2 separate regions of the Mus musculus genome follow, and region 2 is linked to region 1. A link is a loop called in an ENCODE intact Hi-C map of the cell type or tissue named here. Cell type or tissue: left cerebral cortex. All regions are shown on one strand.

The links. Hi-C counts contacts between places; a loop is a spot of excess contacts. Peaks named below come from ENCODE experiments on the same cell type or tissue, not always from the same donor. Only the 100,000 strongest peaks of a DNase experiment are listed, where the experiment ranks them.
Region 2: a loop joins it to region 1, with 3.0 times the contacts of the local background. A loop is called at or near these places in 6 of 42 quality-filtered maps.

The regions. Positions count from the first base shown.
Region 1 is chr5:129,559,185-129,567,184 of GRCm38, reverse strand. Sfswap (splicing factor SWAP) reads right to left here. Exons shown (of 18, transcript NM_172276.3): 15 at 6,380-6,505. Among named protein-coding and RNA genes, the nearest start is that of Mmp17, 21 kb to the left of the region's middle. In left cerebral cortex, no CTCF peak of the experiment used is centred here; a DNase peak (open chromatin) is centred at 3,286; H3K27ac peaks cover 800 bases.
Region 2 is chr5:129,511,862-129,519,861 of GRCm38, reverse strand. Sfswap (splicing factor SWAP) reads right to left here. Exons shown (of 18, transcript NM_172276.3): 5 at 6,590-6,815; 6 at 4,997-5,109; 7 at 3,711-3,846. Among named protein-coding and RNA genes, the nearest start is that of Sfswap, 15 kb to the right of the region's middle. In left cerebral cortex, no CTCF peak of the experiment used is centred here; a DNase peak (open chromatin) is centred at 4,776; H3K27ac peaks cover 964 bases.

The sequences.
Region 1 (8,000 bases):
TATGAAAATGGGCTGGCAAGCACCCTCACCCACTCACACTAAGCAAAAGCAGAACCTCACTGTGTTTCCCTTATTCCTGATTGCCCATGTTCAGCAACATCTAAGCGTACCCTGCTAATGTGTTCTCTGTGCCATCAGTGGCCTCTGGTGTTGACACAAGCAACTGTGGGTGTCTTTTCACAGGGAGACTAACCACTTGGTCTCTTACTTATTCCTGGAGGCAGGTATTGGACTTTAATGGCACCGACTATATTATATTTTCCTCCCATGGTGGGGTCTCTTCTATATTCTTGTGGGTGGGTGTACACACTTGTGTAGAGGACAACAAACTTCATTCTTCAGTTGCTATCCATTTTGTTTTGTTTTGACAGAGCCTTACTGTGGAGTCCTAGCTGGGCTCAAACTCAAACTCTGCCTGCTGAGTTCTATGGGCCAGCCTATCTGTTCCCCTGGTCCTGGTGTTTCTAGCACATGCCATCTGTCTGCCTTTTTTTTTTTTTTTTTTTTGGTTTTTCGAGACAGGGTTTCTCTGTGTAGCCCTGGCTGTCCTGGAACTCACTTTGTAGACCAGGCTGTCCTCGAACTCAGAAATCCACCTGCCTCTGCCTCCCAAGTGCTGGGATTAAAGGCGTGCGCCACTATGCTCGGCTCCTGTCTGGCTTTTTATATACATCCTGTCGATAGAGCTCAGGTCGTCCTGCTTGTGTGGCAGGTACTTACTGAGAGAGCCATCTCCCCAGCCACCAGGGTTCTCTCCATCTTAAGCAGTCCCAGGCACACACAGTTTTCTGGTTCTGGCTTGTGCATTTAGACGCTGATCTAAACTGAACTAACATGTGTAGTTTGTTCTTTCTCATTGCAGTGTCCAGTAGGCTGAGCAGGTTTCACTGGAGAACTCTCCAGTCCCCCTGAACTGCTTCAGTGCTGTGGTCTAGCCACAGGCCCAGGCTGCAGTGTGGGCTCCGAGGGTGTCACGGTCAGTGCTTCAGTGCTGTGGTCTAGCCACAGGCCCAGGCTGCAGTGTGGGCTCCGAGGGTGTCACGGTCAGTGCTTCAGTGCTGTGGTCTAGCCACAGGCCCAGACTGCAGTGTGGGCTCCGAGGGTGTCACGGTCAGTGCTTCAGCATGAAGCTCGACTTCTCCTGCCACGGAGATCTAGGAGGTCAAAGAACTCCACCTTTGTTCTTTGACTGTCATGGTCTCAGAAGGCCTAGGGTTGGTTGGATCCACAGAGCACAGGACAAGAGCTGTGAGCAGTACCATTTGCTAGAGTTGAGGAGAGGCTGTTTCTCAGAGTACTGGTCTGTGACCACGAATCCACACAGCATCCTTGCCGGCTTATGGATTAGTCAATATGGTTGGAGGTGAGTGGGCAGCGCCCATCTCTCCACTGAGAAGGTGGATGAGTGAGTGGTTACCTGATTCCTGCATACTGGATTCACAGGGAAAAACAGGTTGGAACTAGGAGCAAGGTTCCAAGATGTAAATTCCATTTCCTAAACTGGATTTTCCTAAACAGATGAGGAACCAATCAAATGATGGCCTCCTGTCAGTTTGGGACTCTGTCCATCTCTCAGAAAGAATGAATTTCCTTATTATCCATTTACACGTCTGGCCACACTCCGGCACTGCCTTCCTCTTGGAGTATAATGCAGACATTAGAGAAAGCGATGTCTTTTCTAGCTGGCACCGGCACGGAAGAAAGGCCATGCTTCCACGTTCCACACTTCCAGGCATGGCTGACTCTTTCTCAACGACTGCTTCTCTCAGCAGGTGTGCGTGGGGTGTGCTGTAAACCCACCCATGGCTTTCCATACTGTTGTCTCAGGTCTCTGACACACTGCACCACTGTCCTGGTCAGTGCTGTGCCCCTGGGCCACTGGCCGTGGCTGCAAGTCTCTGTGTCTATCTGCTTTCACTGTATCCTATTGTCACTCTCCCAAGCACTGAAGAGCCATTGTTGCACTTTGCACACTTTGAACATCACATCTCAATGACAAAACACCTGCCTCAGAGTTAGCTGTCACCTACTTGCCATGAGAACGGAGAAGTACATCTTCCTTGCCTTTTAAGATCTGTTAGAGAGTGTGTGTGTGTGTGTATAATGATTTATTTATTATATGTAAGTACACTGTAGCTGTCTTCAGACACACCATAAAGAGGGCGTCAGATCTCATTACAGATGGTTGTGAGCCACCATGTGGTTGCTGAGATTTGAACTCAGGACCTTTGGGAGAGCAGTCAGTACTCTTAACCGCTGAGCCATCTCTCCAGCCCCAGTATATTTATTTTTAAAGTGTCTTTTTTTTTAGTCAAAAGTTCCACTTAGCCCAGGCTAGCTTCAAACTGGCCATGTAGCAGAGATGACCCCTCTGCTCCTGCTGCCCCCACTTAACACCTTCCTAAAGGTAGGCTCTGTTTATGCCCAAGACTGAGCCAAGGTCTTGAGTCCCCTACCAACTGAGCTAGCCCAAGCCCTAAACTGTCTCTCATAAAGTGGGGTTACAGGTCCACGGTAGAGAGCTTTGTTTAGCTACGAGAGGCCTTGGCTTCATCCCTAGCACTGCTCACACCCCCAAGGCTCCAAAGCCACCTCTTTATAAACAAGCCTAGGACCTGCCTGACCTGCTTATCACCTACCCTCTTCCTCCTTTGTTTTCCTTTCCTTTCCTGATCTGCTATTTTCTTTTGAATGAAGTATTTTTAATGTTTTATATCCTCTTAGCTTTTATTCATTTACTTAAAAACTTTTTTTTGGGGGGGGGGGGGTTTTGAGACAGGGTCTCACTACTGTAGGCTGACTGTCCTGAACTATGTGTACCAGGCTGGCCTCTGTCTCTGTGTGTACTACCCTTGGCTTCCTCTCACCCTCTAAGACATTTATATTTACTTATTTTGTGTGTGCACGTACATACTTGTTTGTGTGTGTGTGCGTGCACGCCAAGGCCCACACGTGGGGGTCAGATTGTGGGGGTCGTTCTCTCTTCTAACACGTGGGTTTCAGGGATCACACCCAGGCTGGTAGGCTTGGCAGCAGGTGCCATCCCCACCCTGTTTGCTTTCCAGCTATGTTTTCCTGGTTGTTGGAGGAACTGTAAGGCACATCCTCTCATTTTCCAAGGTCACCTTGAATGAGTAACACTTGGAGCACACCGAGAGCCTTTCAGCCGTTAACTTCAGATGCTATGCCAGATGCGGTGCTTTGTAGCAGGAGTGCAGTGGCAAGAAGCCATTCCTACGTTCCTTCCCTCCTTCAGTACCACACCAGGGCATCCTGGTGACAACAGTGGAAATCCGTGGGCTCTAGTGAAACATGACTCACTGTCCACGCTCATGCTGTCTGCGGATGCTGCCACTGCGTTCTTGCTTTGACAGTGTCTCATGAACTTGTTCAGCTATGGATAACCTGGATCTCTTGATGCTTCTTTCTCTATCTTCTGTCTGTTCAATGGCGAGGTCACAGGTGGGCACTGCTATGCTCTATCTTACTAGACTGCACTTTAAAAATGTGCATCAGGCTCAGAGCCTGATTTCCAAACCCTCACTAACAAGAAGTGGGGTGGGCTGGAGAGATGACTCAGTGGGCAAGAGCACCCACTGCTCTTCCAGAGGCCCCGAGTTCAATTTCTCAAAGCCATATAGCAGCTCACAACCATGTGTAACTCCATTTCTCTTCTGGCCTCAGCAGGCACCGAGCACATATGTGATGCACATAAATAATTAGATAAAAATAAAATGAAAAGGAAGAGCTGGGGCAAGAAAGGCAGGAAGGATCTGGACACTGGTGTCTGAGGAGCACCACGGCCAGTGGAAGAACAATGTGACATCTGGCCTGGAGCCTCCTGGAGTCTGTCACAATCAGACAGAATAAGGGAACAGGAAATCGTACAGTCTACCTGTCCAGAGCAGTGCTGGACAAGGGAGGGGCCAGCTGACAACAGAGGAGAGAAGGTAGCCATTCTGGCCGTCACTGACTACCGTGGCAGAAGGCTGCTGGGAAGAGAGCTCACGAGCTTGCTCAGTGCCCACTGGAAGGTCAGCTGCTGGGTCAGAGGTCAGGGCAGAGGCAGCTTTAGCTGAGGGACCAGGTGCACCATCACTAAGGCGCTCCTTCCATGCTGAGGACCACGATCCCACAGCACTGCTGGCCTGCATTCTTTTGCAGCAGAGGTGGAGTGGGTGGAGCCAGAGGGAAGCAGAAGAGGACAGGCAGGCAAGTGAGCAGCTGAGGGAATGTGTGAGGTGCTCTCAGTACCACAGTAAGACTCGTAGTTAGTGGGCAGAGCAGTGGTGGCATGTATCTTTGATCCCAGTACTAGGGAGGCAGAGGCAGGCAAATCTCTGAGTTTGAGGCCAGCCTGGTCTACAGAGGGAGTTTTAGTACAGCCAGGGCTACACAGGAAAAAAACAAAAACAAAAACAAAAAACCCACCTGTTTTGAAAAACAAAACCCAAAAGAAAAAAAAAAATCCCCAAGCCCCTTAGTTAGCTATAATCAGTCTGTCCAATAGTGCAGAAAGAGCACAGCAGCACATCCTCCATCTGGGTGATGCCAAGTATCAGAGTAACTGAATTAGCACAGGCCAGAGCTACCCGCTGAGATGGCAGTGTGGAGGGAGGGAGAGTGCCTGACACAGGACTGAACAGGACGGGACAGGATGGCACGGCACGTGGAGCAGCTCCAGTGCTCAGCTGTCTGCCTTTTCCTATCCTTTCAGGACGACAGTGCTCGAGCACAAGGCTCAGAGGCCTCATAAGTCCTATGCCTAAGATGGGGATGGCTCCCAGCACTGTGGACACCGGCTCTCTTCCACCTTCTCCCATCATCTCCCTTTAAACGTAAAGGTTAATTTGAGGGCAAAGCAAGAATTCTTCTGTTGAGAAAGATCGTTTGCTGTAAAAATTAATTTTAGACCATGCCCTTTACATATACCAAAGGTGATGATGAACTTCAAATGTTAAACCACTTGCTTCAGGAATGAATCCTGTGTGTTGCAGTAGCTGGTAGGATTATGGAGGCTGGAATGTAATTTATAAATGTGAACTTGTATTGCAACCCTTTGCTAAAACTCATCAGCCTCATGTTCTTCTGCTGGCTTCTCAGGTAACAGAGAATGATCTCCTTCCCCAGTCAACAGGCTGCCTGTGACCAGCTAGCAGGCTGGTTTGTGCTCCTTCACCTTAGGCTGCCCCTACTCTACCCATGTCCTCTAGGCAGCATTGTGGGCAATGGGCAATAGCTGGGGCCCCAAGTCCACGGTTTATCTGTAATCCTGGGTTTGCCTCCCACAGATTCTAGCCCTTTCTGGCTGTTTTTTCCCATGACAACTCCTGTCCAACTGGGAACTAGAGCGAGCCCTTAGGTGACACTCACTATTGTTGGAAACAGAGGAAGACGCTCCAGGGCAGCACTCATACTGGAAACATTGCTCCCATGGAGTGGCGGCCCCCACTGCAGCCAGAGTCTAGATTTCCAACATCTTCCAAAAGCCTATACATAAACCACTTGGTCTCTAGAGGGCTGCTCCAGGGAGGGACTAGTACCTTCAAGAGGGACCTAGTGGAAGGTGGTAGGTCACTAGGGACATGCCCCCTGCAGAGGGATCAACCTTTAGGCTTTTGGCCCTAACGTGCTCCGACAACAATTTACTGCCTCAGCACAGGCCCAAAGCAACAGGACTAACATACAGAGGCCCCCAAAGCTGATCAAAATAACCCCTCACTCTCTATAAGCTGATTTACTCAGGCAATGCGCTATAGAGATGCAAGGGGATCAACACAGCCAACAGAAGCAGGTACCACAGAGTGTACATAGGTTTCCCAAAGTTAGACAAGAGCCAGAGAAAGTTCTAGAGCTCTAAGTGAACTATGGCTCATAGGGTAAAAGGGTGTCCCTGGCTACCAGGAGCTAGGTTCAAATTTAGTGGCTCTATAACCATTTTGGCTGACCTCCCTGTTCTCCTTACAATGGATACAGAAGTGATCCAGAGTCACAGCCTGGATCTATTCTTTGCCCTGCTCCATCACACAGCACCTAGGCTCCAGTGGTCATTACTGGAGACAAAGCAGGACACTGAGAAAAGATGTTTATATTTTCCTAGTTGACCCCTGTTCCCTGAAGACAGCTGGGAGGGACTGGGGTAGATCCAGCAGAGACAGCAAGGGCCCTGGGTTAGTGTTAAGGAAGAGCAGGGTCCAGAGAAAAGCCATGTGAGGGTTCCACAGGCATGGACACACTGTGCCCTGGAACCCACATGATCCCAAGAGACAGCCCTACTGAAGAAAGGGACTGCACCCTTTCATTATCTGTGACTCTTTCACACAGGTGACAGACACCAAGATTTCAGACATGTTTTTCCCTGTGAGACATGGTAGCCTACCTGGAACGGGTCCTTTTCCTGCTGACCCCAGGGCTGCCGCTCATCCGGTAGGCTGTAGGGACACTCCTTTCTTCCCGCCGTCTCTCAGGAGAGTGAGCTCTCCTTCTTGGGGACCGAGACCGTGACCTAGACAGACAACAAGGTAGAGTTTAGCTCTGTCTGAGGCCTGGTCTGTGTGGTGTGCACCTCCCTAGCATGAGGTGAAAGAGACCTCAGTCTGAGATGCAGGCTGCGCAGATGGGCCCTGCATCTTTAGAGGCTGTGCATCCTGACACCAGCTTGGAGGTACAGCACCTCTCCCCACCCCTGCCTGCACTACAGTAAGGCTCAGCTCTTCAGGAGGCTGCGGCTTGAGCCTCCCTGTTCCTGCCTTGTGCTCTCTCCCAGCCTGGGACTTTCAACTCCCCAAATCCATTCCTATGCTCAGGCAGGGAAAGGCGCCCAGATACTGGCAGTAGGGAGAAACTAAAGGTTGAGAAGCTAAGAACTGCAGGCTGCACCATGCCATTCCTCCTGTTACTCATCTCAGGCCAAGGACCTGAGATGAGGGGCAGGAGGCATCAGGACCATACTGCAGACCCACTGGCATGAAGCCCAAACCCTGCACCTGCTCAAAACATGATACCCTCGTGACAGTCTGACTACTTTAAGTCTATGGGAGGTTTCATGGATAAAAAAAATCTAAGAATACTTATACTTTTAAAATTTTGATTCATGCCAGGATATACTCCACAAATAGCAAGACAGACCCTCAAGTCCCTCTCACCCTTTGTGAGCCTGGAGGTCCTTAATAAAGGGCTCCTCAACAATGGCTTGAGACTTTTATGTTCTCCGACCATCTGCTATTTCAGGAAAATGTGCAGTAAGCAGAAATTTAGGGGGAAAAAAGCCCTCCCAAACCCGAACTCTCTTTGTTCAGTTTCCATGACAACCTACTCAAAAACAGTATTAAGAGAGCAGTTTGATTTCAAAATTTGAAAAAGTTCTTCATTGAATCATTCTAAGCAGAATGAATTCCTCCCTCCCAATAAAAACAACACACAGTTGTTCAGGAATCAAGTTTTGGCCACATCCTGGTCCCCATGAGCCCATGCTGGCCTCTCCAGCTGGGCTGGTCTAGGTGGCGTGCCTCCCCAGACCTTCCCTAGGCTACACAGACTACAGAGGTGGGGGCAGTCAGACACCTTGACGGTTTACCAGGTTTCCCCTCAAAAGAGCTCCAGGAGTCAAAGCTGCTCGAGGCCGAGGCTGCCTGAGAACTCTCCTGCTGTGCTGCCGCCACTGCCGAGCTGCTGGGACAAGGCTCCACACTCAAGATCCCTGGGGAGGCTGAGGGCCTGCGGTCGGAGGCACATACTTCACATTCAGAATGAAATGTGCCGGGCTGGGTGCTACCAGAGCCATGAGAAAGCTCCGCTCACTCAAAGCTTTAGCACCTATGGATGCTTAGCATAGAATTCTACAATAAACTCAACAATTAGGAAAAATAAGTTAGTTTTAAATGCCTGCAGATTCAAAACGTTGAAGTACAATACGGTTTTGCAGTGGCCATTAGTATTAAGAATTTTTCAGAACACAGTGGCTGTTCCCAGTAGAGTGCAACTCTTCTGGGAAGGAAGCC
Region 2 (8,000 bases), 47 kb after region 1:
CTCACTCTGTGCAGAGTCCTGACATTGCTACCCAAGGCTCCACAGTCACAGGCACTCCCTGCTCCTGTCCTGTCTGCTAAGTAGTAAGGCTTGGTGGACACTTGCCAAGGCAGAAGCAAGGTTATCGAATGATGGTGATCATTCACACATATGCATGAGTCTCTCTCCAAGTGTCATTCCACCCCTCTCTGGAACACTGTGGGAAAGAAGGAACTCCAAAGAGTCTGCTAGATTTAACCTTGATACAAACTGGGATAAGCCACAGGCCGCTGTCTGTAGGCAAGGTTCGGAACATTACAATCGATTACCCAGCTGTGAAAGTGTATAGTAAAGCACACTTGACAGCCATAGACTGTGAGGGCTGCTGGATGAAGTGCTTGCGGTGCAAGCTTGATAACTAGAGTTCTATCCCCAGACCCTAGTAAAGGTGGAAGAGAACCGACTCCACACACATCACTCCATCATACACTCACAGGAATGCTAAGGAAAGAAAAAGATGTTGAAAATAAAAACAACAGTGGGAGAAAGGCTGGCGGCACTCTGTACAGTACTCAACAGCATTCTCTGTCAACACTTAAGCAATCTAATCACTGTATGTGGATAAATTTACCACAAAGGAACTAAAATCAACAGCCGTGATTGGTTTTCCTCTACTTGGCTGGATTTACGTGCTGTCTTAACAGTTGGCTAAAAAACAAGTTCTACCCAATTAAGCAGAGCCAGAGCTGCTGCAAATGACCAGCAATGGGCCAAAGGAACCAAAAATTTCATATTCTGGCCACTTCACAGCAGGAGTGACAAAGCCTATGCCAGAGATTTGGACTCAGGCAACTCTAGCGGCCTAACTAGCCATAAGACAGGAGAAACAAGCTGAAACAGATACCCACAGACTAAGTACAGAGGGAGGCAAGAGTTCCAGACAGGTGCCTGGCAGAACTGGAACCCCAGAGAGACCAAGGCTGTTCCTAACTGCAGCAATCTCACAGCCAAGGATGCTGGGACTTTTCTGATGGATTTTGGGCAGTTTCATTGAGACCCAGATTCTAAGCTCTAGCCACTGACCTGGCTCTGCTACAATACCAGAGTCCATCTGTTGTATTAAGTGATTTTCTTGATCCTAGGCAGAGGGCTGTGTGGCTCTGAGGGCTGTGGTCCTTGTAGCTGATAATAGGAGCATATCTGAAACTCACCAACCCTATGTTCATCTGTTTGCTTTCACCAACTCCAGATATCTAAACAGCCCACTCTTTCTTATGTCCAGGACAATTCATCAAGGCCTGATGTCCATTTTGGTCAAGGGCAGTGTGAACAGGACTAGCCCTCAAGTAGAATACACCAAGTCCGGGATTCCCTCAGAGCCAGAGGAAGGACTGTGGGGTCCTAGGGCCCTGTCTCGAATCTGCATGGTCCTCTGATATCCCACACTGATAAAGTTTGTCTCAGGCCACTGTTCCCACTGGACTGCGCATGCTGAGTCACCACATTGCTGTGATGAGTCAGCTTGCTCTACCATCCTCCTTGGGCCACAGGGTCTTGGCACAGTGCCACAGCTAACCTCTGTGTGTAACTGTTCACTCTTTAATGATGGAATTAGCTTCACTATCCCCAATCTCTACTACTTTCTTCTATGGCTATAAAAGGATACAGGAACATGAATCGACAATGCATTTGAGTCTTGGAACAGGAATGCAGGAATGGGCAAGAGAAGTGGCTCAGTCCGTGAAGTGATTGCTGTGCAAGCATGAAGATCTGACTTTGGATTCCTAGTACCCATGTAAAAGCTGGGTACTGTGACTTGTGCCTGGGAGGTAAATACAGGACCCCCAGGGCTTACTGGCCAACCGGTCTAGTTAAATCAGTGAGCAATCTTGTCTCAAAAAAAGTAAGGTGGAGAGTAATTCAATCCAGGAAGGAACCCAACATTCACACATGTACACAGACAGCTTCAAACACACACATACACACACACACACACACACACACACACACACACACACGCACGCACAAGAACAAACACATATACATACACCTCCCTCCCTCCCTAACTCTATGAATACACACTTAGAAAAACAAAAACAAAACCAGAAAAGCAGGCAACAGGCAGAAAAGCAGGCAACATACGGTGGGAGTAGGTACGAGCACAGCACTCCCTCTCTGGAGTACAAGCAGCCTGCTTGGCAGGGCCTCCTGCTGCCACTGATTAGGTCCTTCATGAGCTTTCCCTGGGGTTGCACAGGGCACGGGACAGGCAGGCTCTGCACCTGGACCCCTCCCCAAGCTTGCACATGCACCAGCAGTAACCTCCAGAATGCGGCTAGGTGACTGCTGCTGTGGGCTAGGTGGCAGGACATGGAACATGCAGCCAGCCCCTCAACATCATCAATTCCATCATTTAAGAAATGGTCTAAGTTCCAGCCCAGGTTTTCTAGGATATGCTCACAAGGTTCATAAGTTGATTTAAAAAAAAAATAATAATAAGGTCTCAGTCTGTTAGTCCAGGCTCACCTGAAATCTGAGATCTACCTGCCTCTGCCTCCCAAATGCTAAGATTATAAAGGCCTGTGCCACCACGTCTGGCAAGTAACTGATTTTTATAGTCTTGTCACTTTATTACATCAAAATGCCACATCTGTATTGACCAGTGTAGAGACAGATGTGCAGAGGAACTAGCATATATATATATATATAGATTGTTCACCCTCAAATATGGAAGCTCCATCTTCAGTACCAGACCCCACTCCGCAGGCATCTCACTTCACATGAGGAATGCAGTCTGCAGCAGGGCACCACAGCACAGGCTGAGCCTTCTTTGCTGAAGGTGGCTCTTTCACACAACACTCACACGATGCTTAGCCTCAGAATAGCAATGAGGCCTGACACCGAACCTTAGGACAGATATTCTGATCACTCTCCATTGTGCTCCCCTTCAATGTTTAGGAAGACAAGAGAGCAACAACCACAAGATTCCAAAGAAACAAAATCCCCTACACATTACAACCAACTCTCTCTAGTCTTAGGCCCCACGCCCACTATTCAAGCAGTTCGGATACAAAATACAAAAAGGAAACAGTGCATTTGTAATCAACAGGTGTTAATTTTTCCTTATCACAATACCTTGGAACAATACAGCATTAACAATTATTAAGATAGCATCCATAGTGTATTACAAGTTCTCCGCGCAGGACTCTTGAGTGGGTGAGAGAAACCTTGGGTTTTCCTATCTGTTGGGGGCAAGTGATATCACTGCCCTGTAGAAACAGAGGGTTGACCGTCCATGCCCAGCAATTGTGACAAGTGACCCCACATTTTCTCATCCCTTCTTGCTGTTCTCACCAAAACTGTGTCTGTCTAATCCTGTGCTGGCCCCAGGGCATTCTCAGAGCACCAAACAACTCTAGAGCAGAGCACACTGCGCTATCTCCCCAGTCTCTGCTTTTGTCAGTCTTAAGTCTGAGCTTTGTTCAGCACAGCAAGGTTTTGAAACCTAGGTGCTACTTCCCAGCCTCTGCTGCTTACTCTTCTGCCCTTGCCTGACTCTTCCTGTCAGGAATGCAGAGCCACAGGCCAGGCAACCATGCCCTCCAAATCCCTCCCTCCTGGAACACAGAGGTCTGGGGAGTGATAGCTCCACACCAATGCTCTCAGGAGAGCATGAGAAGCAGGGCGGTGGCTGCATGCTGGATATACAACAGGGCACGCTGGGTACTCACAGTCTGCCGTGTACTCCACCTGGGAGGGCTGAGCAGGTGTGCCATCTGCAGTGGGTGGGGCTGGAGCTGAGCTGTCAGCTTGTGCTTTCCGGACAAGGGCTGCTAGAGGGTGATCCGGGTCCACCACCTTCAAGGGCTAAGAACAGAGAAGACATTTGGCCTTAGCACTTTCGACATTCTGTACCATATACAACTTTGCTGTTGAGAAGAGACTCAACCTTATGGTACTGTCAGCATGTCTTAAGAAAACCTCAGTACACATTCAGATACAGTGAAAGCTGCCACTGTAGAGGCAGAGTCACTTACATCAGACCCAGAAGAAAAAAACAGGAGCCTCTAGAGAGGCCATGGAGGCAGAACTACATGTATGAGTCCAGTGTCAGAAGCACGCCTGAGCACAAGGACACTCCCATAAGCACACTTGCCTTGATGCTGCCTGCTCAGTGCCGGCCTACTGGCTCAGTATAGCTCCTGTAACTCTCCTCCTTGCACCTCTGAAAACCACCACCCTCAATCCCTCCTCTGAACACGGCTCCATCTGTGAGAGCACACACCCAAACACAACTTTCTTGGTAAGAGCCAATGTTATTTAGGCTGGGGACACACAGAAAGGTTCTATCCAGTTGAGGCCAAGTGCTCCAGCTGGCTGTGAGCACCAGAGGAACCAAGTGGGTTTCATCTCCGTAACAACTTCTAGGCAAAGAGCAAAGGAAGCATCAAGACCCGACAGCAACTCACCAAAGTGCGCATGACAAACTCACAAACTTCAAACTCTCTTAGTGGAGCTTCTCATCAACAGCTCTCACCCTCCTCAATCAAGAGCCAGTCCTCCCAGACATCAACTACACTCTGTGTCTGTGGAGACGCTCATAGATTCTGCCTTCTACATCACAAATGAGTCTCATAAAGATGAGAGGAGGGCCAGAGCAAAGCACGTATTTAGGAACTGTCTATGAAGGGAGCCAAGGCTCCAGGAAGCAGACATTTAAAAAACTAGAAAATCCAATCCTACTAAATTCCAATCAACAGAACATAACAGCTTCCAAATCTTCACCGACACTATTTATATAATAAAACAGCCATCGCTTGCTTGTGAGACCTGTAATGCAGGCATGGAGGAAAACAAACGCTTCATCACCACATGGAACAGAGAAATGCAGACACCTCGGTGATAAAAAAAGATACAGCTGTACCATAGGATATGGCAGGCTTTGTGTTTCCAAACGTAAAGGAATAGCAATTTCCTGACAGTGTAAACACAGCCTAGTGAGGGAGGAGATAAAGACCTTCATCAGCTCTTCCAGGCGGCTGCTCTTCTTGGAAGCAAAGAGAGACGGGTGCAGGTAACTCCCATCTTCCTCATCATCTTCCTCTTCGTTGTCAGAGGTTGGCCCAGACTCTGGAATTGAATTCAAGATGTTGACTATCAGGTTTGATGGCACACATTTGTAATTCCAGCATTCAAGAGGCAGAGGCAGGTAGACAGTCACAAGTCTCTGGGCCAGCCTAAGACTCTACCTCCCAAAATTTATCATTTTGGTTTAATTGTTAACATGTATCAAATCATCACTATATTCTATAAATATGCTCCTCAAGATCATATTTAAAGAGATTCTGCTTGGTGGTAGATACTTGTAACTAATCCTAGCACTGGGAGGTAGAAGCAAAAGGATCAGAGTTCAAGGCTAGCCTGGGGTTCATTAGCTACAGTTCCAAAGACAAAAATAAACACAGGGCTAGAGAGATGGCTCAGCAGTTAAGAATATAACTCTAGCTCCAGGGGACTCAAAACCTTGGCTTCCATTGGTACCCAAACATATGTGGCAGAGACTCAAAAAGACACGAACACATACATGTAAATATTTGGGTCCCCCTCCTCCCCGAAAAAACCCAAGGTTTGTGGGTAGCCCTGGCTATCCTGGAACTCGCTCTGTAGACCAAGTGTGACTCGAACTCAGAGATCCCCTTGCCTCTGCCTCCTAAGTGCTGAGATTAAAGATGTCTGCCATATCAGAAAACAGATCTTGCCATCTTAAGTAAACAGATAAATCTTACATTAAAAAGACAGACTGACTGACTAACTTTGGGAGCCAGTGAGTTTGATCCCCAGAATTAATCTGGTAAAAGCAGACAAATAACTCCTGCAGATTACCCTCTGACCCCACATGTACGTCATGGTAAGAACAGGCCCACATACAATACAAATAAGTAAGCATGAAAGAAGAGCAACACGGGCTGGGTGTAGCAACACAGGCCTTTATTCCCAGCACTTGGGAGCCACAGAGAGCTGGGTCTGAGTTTTGAGGCAGTTAGGTCTACATAGGGGGAGGGGAGGAGTAGGGGAGGGGGAAGGAGGGAGGGAAATGAATACAAATGAGTTGTGGAAAAACTTGAAGGCCCACAAGGGCAGAGTCCTACATAAGTTTTTTCCCTTGGGGTAATGTTCCCCATGGTTCTAGAGAGAAGGGAGTGCCTCCTCTTCCACTTCCCAGCCTCCCTTTGGCATTGACTAGAAAGCTATGATGGGATTTTTTATATTCAAAATGGGCAAAAACCTTGACTCATGAAAGCAAACATGTCCTATGCACTGTGGTGCAGGCACTTACAGAATAACCCGAGAGTCAAACAGTCTCCTCTGCAAACCGTTAAGCAGCCAAATGAGAGGAAACATTTGCAGCCTGGATGACCACTTGGCTCTCACCGATATTTAACCACATTTCAACCATCTGGAAAGTATGGATTGAGGCTGGAGACCGATGTGCCAGCAGAGCTAATCGGCGGCACAAGAATTCAGGTCTGGATTTCAGTGTCGCTCCCGTGAGAATGGGGACCTTCTCACTTCCACCCCCACCCCCTCCACCTGACACAGGCCCACGTACTTTTCTTCTCCTCGTTCTTGCTCTCAGCTAGCACCGTGTACCGTCCTTCTTTCATGGCTTTCTGGATGAATTTATAGTAGGGGTTGAGGTAGTGATCAAACCGTAGGAAGTCGAACTGTGAGTTTCGAGCTTGCTTGGCCTTCAGCATGATCTCGAACTGTGCTCCCTGCTTGCATACGAAGTTGGCTGTGCGCTCAATGATGGCATGCATTTTGGCTGTTGGTGGCTAGGGAAAAAGTCATGGTGTTAGTCTATGTGTACACATGTACACACACAAACACACAAGTTACGTGATTTAATAAAATGAAACAGCTTGGTTTTACTGTTCCAATTTAAGAATAAGATATTTCAAGGCTAGCAAGGTGACTGAGCAGGTGAATACACTGGTCACCAGGTCTGACAACTAGAATTCAATTACCAGAATCTATGTGGTGGAAGGAGAGAGCTGACTCCTGAGAGCTGACCTCTGACCTCCACTTGTGTATTGAGGCACATATGTGCCCAAAATGTCCCCAGATAAACAATGTACAATATTTTTAATATCAACAAAGAGAGTTTACACTAGAAAATTACATGGAAAAATGCTTATGTAACTTCAGGACCTCATCCTTTATAAAAGTGGCTTAATTTCTCAAATTTAGTGGCTAATTAATAACATCCTCTTCACTTTAAAAAGAAGAAATGTCAAGACCAGCAAGATGGCTTATGGTAAACGGTATCTGCTGCTAAGCCTGATACCCTGAGTTCAAAATCCCTGGAACCCACATGGTGGAAGAAGTGACCTCTGCAAGCTGTCCTCTGACCTCCACATAGATGAAGTGGTGCACGGTGTCCCCGCCACCACCCAACAAATGAATTGTAATAATGCATTTTTTGAAAGAAGAGCAGTCTTTACAGTTTTAAAGTTATTTGGCTCCTGAATAAACTAGGTTCCATATTAAAGGAAATCCAGTGTGGGACATAGGCCTTGATGAAGATTTTCTCCAGCTCTGGCTTAACAAAGATTCATTTGCAAAACAGGCCATTTTATATAAACATGTCAAAGGTCAAGGATCTCTTCAACATGACCTACAGAGGCAGACAGGATTGCACCACGCAGGCTCTTGGTGGACCAGGTCAACGCGCTGGCGTCAGTGTCTTAAAAGTAGCTACTATGATGACGCTGTGGCTACAGTAGCTCAAACACAGCACCAATAACTGCACAAAAACAAAGCGTCTTAGTTTCTGGTTTTATTTTTGTTTTTTTCTTCATACTTTTATTTATTTTCTGTATGCGTGTGGGTATTCTACTGGAAGTCAGAGGACAAACTGCAGGAGTCAGTTCTCTTCTACCACGTGGGGCCCAGGGGTAAAACTCAGGTTCTCAGGTTTGATGGAAAGTGCTTCCACCTGCTGAGACATCTTGCCAGTC